Regions from separate parts of the Mus musculus genome. Here region 2 is linked to region 1. The links are chromatin contacts, found by Hi-C in ENCODE. All regions are on one chromosome and are shown on one strand. Each heading gives the region's core, a stretch centred on a gene start or an enhancer-like site at or near the end of the contact. The rest is flanking DNA. Distances are from core to core; before and after follow the strand shown.

Evidence for each region. A loop is a pair of places that touch in the nucleus more often than their neighbours do.
Region 2: a map of T-helper 1 cell shows a loop between it and region 1 (2.4-fold over the local background). The contact joins the promoter of Nckap1l here to the promoter of Itga5 in region 1. A Hi-C loop is called at or near these places in 5 of 37 maps with a recorded cell type or tissue (CH12.LX, T-helper 1 cell, T-helper 17 cell and 2 more).

Annotation. Positions count from the first base shown.
Region 1 is chr15:103,364,449-103,368,580 of GRCm38, reverse strand. Itga5 (integrin alpha 5 (fibronectin receptor alpha)) reads left to right here and starts at 1,790. Exons shown (of 30, transcript NM_010577.4): 1 at 1,790-2,281. The coding sequence starts at 2,055.
Region 2 is chr15:103,452,051-103,456,182 of GRCm38, reverse strand. Nckap1l (NCK associated protein 1 like) reads right to left here and starts at 2,358. Exons shown (of 31, transcript NM_153505.4): 1 at 2,202-2,358; 2 at 1,102-1,212; 3 at 251-343. The coding sequence starts at 2,303.

The sequences.
Region 1 (4,132 bases), core at 541-3,040:
CTGAAGTCCCTCCAAGCAGGAAGAAATTCCAGTTCAGACTCAACAAGAAGCAGAGCAAAGGGAGGCTAGGCAAAGGCAAGGAAGGCAAGTGAGAAAGCTAGAGGTGTCAGGGCCACTGGGTGAGGACTTATAAGGGCAGAGAGAGCCAAGAGAGGAGGGATATTGGGGAGAGTGGAACAGCTAGCCAGAGAATGACTAAGGGGCTCCTGCGTAAACAGGAGCGAGGAATGGACAGGGAGGGTGCCTGTTTGAGTTGGCCAATGTTGGGGGATTGAGGAGGAGGAGGACCAAGGCAGGACACTATGTCCCCTGTCCCCCACCAAGGCTCCTGGGAGGATCTGAGTCACACACCTCCCTAGCTGTATACCTCCCCCCTTCCTCCCCAGCTCCTAAATCCTGGGAAAAAAATCTAAAAGTCTGGGCTGAGAAAGGAGAGGGCTGGATTCACACATGTGGGACCCAAGCCTCACATGAATGTCTATAAACAGTAAATAAAAGTCCATTCTCCTCTTCACCTGGGTTCCCCCCCTGGCCAATCACACCAGAGGTTGACTTTGGGTACTGCTTGCCTCAGATCCTGACCCACAGATTCCTTATGTTTCCCACCTGACGAAGGGTCAGGACCTGCAGATGTGAAAGTGGAATGGAGCCAGGGTTAGGCTGTAGTCTGTTCAGCTGGCCTCTCTCTGGGGCTGCAATTGGCCCTGGAGATCTGCTTTTGAAGATCTAGCTGGGTGACTGAGGACAGAAAGCAGAGTAAGAGTAACAGATGAGAGGAAGCATGCAGCAGGAAAAAAAAAAAAATGACTCTGGGATTTTTATTCAGCATCCCCTCAGGCCACAACGGGTCAAAAGAGAAGGGCAAGAAGAGGGCAGGATTTTACTCTGTGGGCCTTATTCTGAAAGGGGAGAAGTCCTGGAGGAAAAAGGCTGAGAAGGGAGTAGAAAGCAAAGGGGATTAGGGGAGACTGTAGGCCTCTCTCCCCTCCCCCCAGACTAAGATAAAGACCAGAATCCTGAAAGGTGATCTCATCACACACAGCCTGAGCTAGGGGCTAACAAGGTACCTTCACTTACTACCACCCCTTCCTCTACTTACACAAATAATGCAAGTGTCTTGGGTTTCAGATGGCCAACAGAAGCTGAAAGTTGGTTCCCTTTGAAGACTCCCCACCACCACCATCACAACTGCTACCCATCACTTATCTTTCTGGGGCTTATCCAGGAAATCAGGCAATCTGATGAAGGAACTGAATTGAGAGGTTGGCCACTTGGTCAGGTATCAAATCCAAGAAAGGGCCAGAACAGAGACTTCCAAACCCAACGTTAGCAAATAAAGCCCAATGCTCCTGTGTCAGAGACCCCAAAAGTCCTATGCTTTCCACTCTATCAGCTTGGGGAGGGGCAGCCGCGGAATTCCCGAGGCCAACGAAGCTACCCCAGGAGGCTGTCTGGGGAGCGTTCAGTGACTGGGCTGCAGAGTCCCAATCTAGCTGGCCAGAACCCAGGCACCCAGTGGCCCCGGAAGGCAAGGGGAATCCCTGTTGGCCGGACGCCAGAGGAGTCCCCTGTCTCTCGACCCCAAAGTTTTTTTCCTGAAGAAATGAGGGAGACACACACACACAATATTCAGGCTCCCTCCGCCCCCCAGAGGTGATTCCTTTCCTCATTAGGAAATTTTCTGCTCCCTTTTCCGACTACTTTTCCGAGCGTTTACGTTGTACATCTGGAAAGGAGGGGGAGGGAGGAGGGGGAAGCGGAGAGGAGGGCGAAGAACCCAAGCCCGCCCAGTCTGAGCCAGGCCAGACCACCGGCCTCCAGCTGGGGCCGGAGCCAGGGTTCAGAGGTGCGGCCCCCCACGCCCCTTCGGGTGCGGGGCGCGGCCTCGGCGTCCCCGGGACCCAGGAATGCCCCCCCGCCAGCCGGCCCGGCGGCCGGGGGGAGGGCCCAGCCGGGAGTTTGGCAAACTCCTCCCCGCGTTGAGTCATTCGCCTCTGGGAGGTTTAGGAAGCGGCTCCGGGTCGGTGGCCCCAGGACAGGGAAGAGCGGGCACTATGGGGAGCTGGACGCCACGGTCGCCTCGATCTCCTCTCCACGCGGTGCTGCTGCGCTGGGGGCCCCGACGCCTACCGCCGCTGCTGCCTCTGCTGCTGCTACTGTGGCCGCCACCACTCCAGGTTGGGGGCTTCAACCTAGACGCGGAGGCCCCGGCGGTGCTCTCCGGGCCCCCCGGCTCCCTTTTTGGCTTCTCCGTGGAGTTTTACCGGCCGGGAAGGGACGGGTGAGTGGCGAGGTTGGCGGCGGGAAGCGGGCAGGGGGCCACCTGGAAACTGGGGGCGCGCCGAGGACTGGAAGCGACCAGGACTTGAGTTGGAGGGCGGAGTTTGGAAAGACCAAGACTTGAGTTGGGGGCCCAAGCTAGAATTGGGGGCCCGCGCTGCAGCAGGGAGGGACCGTGGCCGACGTGGAGTGTGAGATCGGTGTCGAAACTTGTGTGGCATGAGGAGAGGACCCGAATCTAGAAGCTGGAGAAGTACAGGCAGGGTCTAAGGGCCAACCGGGAGGAGAGGGCGCAGAAAGCTTAGGGTCTCTGGCGATCTGTGGGCTGCGGGAGACCTGTGGCGGGTGGGAGTCGAGGGGGGTGCGGAGGCCGGGCAGGGCCTTAGGAGGCAGTGGAAGAACCTCGAGATCCTCGGTGGGGCTATTGAGAGGGTTGGAGCTGGGTAAGCGTGTGCCGTAAGAGGAAAGACAGACTGAGAGGGTCGGAAGGTTATGTGGGGGCCAGTCTCATCCTCCCCTCCCCCATCAACTCAGACTCGGGAAAGACCCGGGAGGAAGACGAAGGCTCCCTCCCCTTTCTCCTCATTCTCCTGAATTGCCTCCCACCCCCAGTCTCTTCAGGCGAAGAGATCCAAGAACTTGGGGAGAATCCCAGAACCCTGGCACTGGGGGTACTAGGGCTAGTGGCCGGATCAATCCAGGGCGGTGCACGGATGTGTCGGGAGGGGTGTGAGTGCGCGCGCCTGAAGGGGGGTGGGCGGTTTCCCTCTTGCTCTAGCTCTTGGGAGGAAGAGAAAAGCTGATTTCCTGTAGCTTGTCGGCTGTAGTAGAACTCAGACTTCTGGGACTAGGGTCGGAAGCTGAGAAAGATATAGGCTCTCTGGGCCCAAGAGCATCAGAACGAAGGTTCCTGAAAATCTCTATGGAGAATCCTTATTTCCGGGTAGTAAGCAGACCTAGACTGGTGCCCAGAGGCTTGGGAAAATTAGAGGCCACATTGAAACAAACGTGTTTGTTTAAATAAGGAGAGGAGGTCTGGAAGTAAGAGAAAAGTGACGGTCCCAACTGCTGGGCTAAGGGACCCCAGATGCCATATTCCTGAACCCCTTTGATGACAGCAGTAGGTGTTTCTCCACCTACTAGCTCTGAGCCTCTCTCTGCCCATGGCAGCACCTACACCGACCCTGGGATCTTAGGGCTTGATTGGACCTTTGTCAGAAGTCATCTGATTTTAGCTGTTATTTAATTAGGGGGCTGGGGGTGGGATTAACTCTAGCTAATTTGGTTGGGGAAGGGACAGTTTTTTTAACTTTATCTGAGGGACTTAGGGATGGAAAAACAGAAAGATAACTAGGCCACAGCCGTTGAATTTGAGCTTTTCAAGGTCCCCACCCAACCCCCACCCCGCACCCTGGCCTCTTGCCCAAACCTCATTTCATCACCCTGTCCCGGAGCCTCTGCCAGGGTCCCCCAAATTTCTTACCACAACCCTAATGGAGCAGAGAGGATGGAGGGGGTATAGGGTCTTTTCCCCCATCAGGGTGTCACTCTTCCCCACACAAAACTGTCAGTTCTCTTTTAAAATATCTGTTGGACTTTGCACTCCCAGTAGCCCCTGGCCTGATCCTCCAGTCCCTGAGGTTTCTTCTAAAACAAGCCCCAGCCTCCATTCCTCAAGAGAACCCAGGTGTCCAGCTCACATTCTACTCCGCCCTCACCTTTGCTCTGGGCATAAGCTCTGGGGCATTCTCCTTCCTTGTGACTTCCCTCCCAGCACCTGTGTGTTTTAGACTCCCCTCCACCCCTCTCAGCCCCTTTGTGGCTGTGGTCTTGGTGTTCCTTGTTCCTCCTG
Region 2 (4,132 bases), core at 1,109-3,608, 87 kb before region 1:
TGCCTCTACCTCCTAGGTGCTGGGACTGTAGATTCGTGCCACTGACCATATCCACTTACATATTTCTTGAAGTAATATGGTAAATAGGGTATTTCATATATCATTTATTAACACTACAACTTAGACATTTTTGAATACTAGTGCCTTTATCCTTTTCTTTCAAGAACCTACAATAAGCAACATAAATGAATACCTACTAAAAAGGCTCAGCCCCTGAAGCCCATGTTAACCCTGGCTACAGAGGACTCACCCGAAATTCCATGACATCCACAAATGACTGGTAATAGTTAGTGAGGAATCTAATTATCTCAGCTTTTTCACGATGCACTGGTCCTAAATGTTGCTGAAAGAAACACAGATCAAACAAGACATGTAAAATTAAAAATAAAATTAAAAAAGCAACTGCTCCAAGTAACTAAAAACTAAGAGTAATATCATTCTTAACCACTGAGCTATCTCTCCAGACAATCATTAGAATTGAAAATTTAAATACCCAGTCATTCTTTAAGGGGTGAACATGCTAGGGTGGGATCAATAGCTCGCCAGCATTCTCCAGTCTCTAAACAGAAATTTTCTATCTGGATTGGATGGCCAGATGTGATTCAAACTACAGTCAGAAGACTAGCTGAAAGGAGATTTTCAGTTTCATTTCAGTGAAGACATTTGCTATATAAATCAATAGGAAAAGAAGCAGAGTATAAAGATACTATGAATAGAGTGAGAGAAATCTAGGGATAACACAGTACAGGAGTATTGTGCTGTATACAGAAGTACAGGATATGCCACTGGATGCATAGCATGCAGCAACAAAGAAGCATAGTGTAGATCAAGTGCTACAGTAAAAGATGTGCCCGGCAAGGTTGGTGGAGATGCTTCTCTGTGTACCAGGTGTCCTCATGAACCTGGCTGGCAAGACTGTGCCCCAGTTCACCATGGGAGGCTCCCATCTGAGCTTACGACCCTCAATGCCTGAAGCCCCGAGTCTGAGTCTAGGAAACTATAGGTGGCTACACTTAAAGACAAGACAAAGTGGAGAGTCTGCAATAATCTGCCATGCAAGAATAATGTTACAGAAAGGAGGAAATGAACCCAAGTTCTCACCGTGCTATTTCGGACATCTATGTTGGGAAACTTCTTGTTGATGTACTTGAGACATGATTCCATGGACTTTTCCAGTAAAAAAGGTGGCTTGGATTTTGAATCTGAACAGGTCTACACATAAAAAAAAGTAATATTAAACTACCGTACTATTTTTCCATTTAGATACAAGCCTTTGGATGCATCATTCACTCCCACTATCTCTTTTGGAAATGGCAGTCTGAAATTTTATTATAAAAGCATGAGGGTAGTTGAAAACCAAGTTCGTTCCAGACAGTGAACTAGTACTCCTAAGAGCTAACAACCTGGCATCTTGTCTTAACTGAGGCTTAGCTCTAACACAGAGAGGAAGCTGCTTCCCCACCCCTCCTCTGAAGCCGGAAGTAGTGAGAAAAGTGGCTGATCATAAGTTGGACTTTATATAAAGCTCTGGGTCCCAAGAGACTTTACAAACGACATGACAGAAACCATATTCCTGGTGCTTTACTACAAAACGCACAAAGGTCCGTTTCCACAAGTTCCTTCTTTCTCTTCCTGGAAAGTCTCACAATTACCCACCTTTATCCTGCCTTCTACAGTCGCTGGCTCACCTTTTGGCATCATCTTTGTCCAGTTTCATAGTTACTCTCCTAAGCACACACACGCAGCATTCACAGCCCCAAACTACCTTAGAAAACACCACTTCCTTAAATGTTTCCCCTTTTAAGGAAATAATTACACACAAACATACACATACACACACAAACACAATTTTTGCCAGAGACACAACTTGAAAACTCAAAAACTAGAGAAACTGACAATAAGTAAACCCCAAATTCTAGACCCCAGACCCTTAATCAAATCACTCACAACACAAATATTCTCTTTCCCACCCAACCCTAAGTCATAGGGGAAAGGTGATGCTCTCAAAAAGGCAAGAATAATACCTAGAAAGGACACGCCTTAAAAAGAAGCCTCCCTCTATCTCCCCAAACTGTGGGAACCATACCGTCTAAGTGGCTGAAAGCCACTTAAAGCAATGGAGAAAAAGATATGGCTTGACTATTGGGCCTGCAGGCCTCCAGGTTCCTGCCATGATTTGCTAGACGGGTCTTCTTGCTTACCTTCTTGATGTTGTACATGCGGATGAGAACTCCCTGTCCTCGGTCATTCAGGATCGTGAGCTTCTCTGCTAATTTAAGCTGATAGGCAGAGGTCAAAGACATGATGGCCACCGAGAGAGAGGACCATCCGGATAACAAGACCCAAATGCCCCAAATATTCTCAGCCTGGCTGGCAACACCCTCTGTGTAAAAGGACCCGCCCTGGTTGGTGCACCGAGCTTCCGGTTGCTTCTGTAATTGGCTCATGGAGGATAGCAGTCACTATGGCTCACAGGCCTTCAGAGCCCTCTTGTGCTTCCTCTTGCACCCTCAGCAGAGGAGACTTCCTCTTTCTGGTTGTGCAGTACTTCAGTAAGAAGTGGGCGGAAGCTGAGGAAGAGAACAGGCTTTCACGGCTCCTCACAATGCAGTACCAACTGTTCTGGCCTTCCCTCTCCCCAAATGTCCCAGACAAAGCACACACCAAACAAATATCTACTACCAGCCCCATTCACCTCTACACTTACCCTTTTAGATCCCGGTCAAGAATGCCTGTTATTTTCTACTGACCCTTAGGCCCCAGCATCCTTTAGGACCCTGGTCTCTTTCTAACTATTCCATTCAATGACATGTTCACTATATTTTATTTATAAACATAAATATATTTATATATAAACATATATATACATACACACACTCTCTCTCTCTCACACACGCACACACACATATATATATATATCACATGGTTGCAAGGGTTGAGAAAGTCTTGTAAACCCCAGGCTATACTCAATCTATCTCCTTATGTAGTTGAAGATAAGCTTGAACCTCTGATCTCCTACTTCTACCTCCAGTGTGCTGGGATTAGCTTCCTTGTTATATTTTTAAGCATATGCTTTCTCTCTCTCCCACCCACATCATATGTTCCTTCCTAATGACAGGTATGATATCTAATATTGATATCCTTTGTAGTATTTAGTACAGTGAATCAGTAAGCATGATCCAGCAGTAGCAGCAGCACTTGGAAACTTGTTAGGTTTGATAAACAATAAAACAAAATATTTTAAAAGAAACTTACTAGACACACAAATTCTTTGACGTCACTCAAGACCTGCTGAACACAAAATCTTTTTTTTTAAGATTAGTTAGTTAGTTAGTTAGTTAGTTAGTTAGTTAGTTAGTTAATGTATGAGTGCATCTGCATATATACTTGCATGCCAGGAAAGGGCACCAGATCATAATATAGATGATTATGAGCCACCATATGGTTTCTGGGAATTGAATTCAGGACCTCTGTTAAGAGTGTCCAGAGCTCTTAACCACTGAGCCATCTCTCCAACCCTCAACCCAAAATCTTAAGGTAGAACAGGCATGTTTTGTTTTTGTTTTTTTGTTTTCAAGGTGTGTGTGTGTGTGTATGTGTGTGTGTGTGTGTGTGTGTGTACACTCAAACACATGACAAAGGAGGACAGAAGAGAACATCAGATACCCTGGAGCTAAAGTTACAGGTGGATGGTGTGAAACTACTAACTTAGGTTCTCTGGAAGTGCATCAAGTACTCAACCACTAAGCCATCTATCTCTCCAGCCCCTAACACATGCTATCCTACAACAAGTTCTCTGGGTGACTCCAGTGTGCCCTCAAGTCTGAGAACAATCCTACTTAGCAATGGTAACAAAGGTATGTTAAAAAAAAAAAATGTATAACAAAACTTTTCCTGGGGAAACACGACACACATGTCTACTCTTCTCCAATATAGGACACCCACAACATTCCAAAGTACAGATACCACCAGAATCCAAGTTAATGAACCATGAGCTTTATTAGGGTTACTTACAGGAATATGGGTGAGGGGTTACTTATAGAAATACAAGAAATGACTCAAGGACAGCTGCTTCACCAACGTCCATCCAAACATGGATAACAGATCACAAAGCTGGGAACCTGGAGAACCC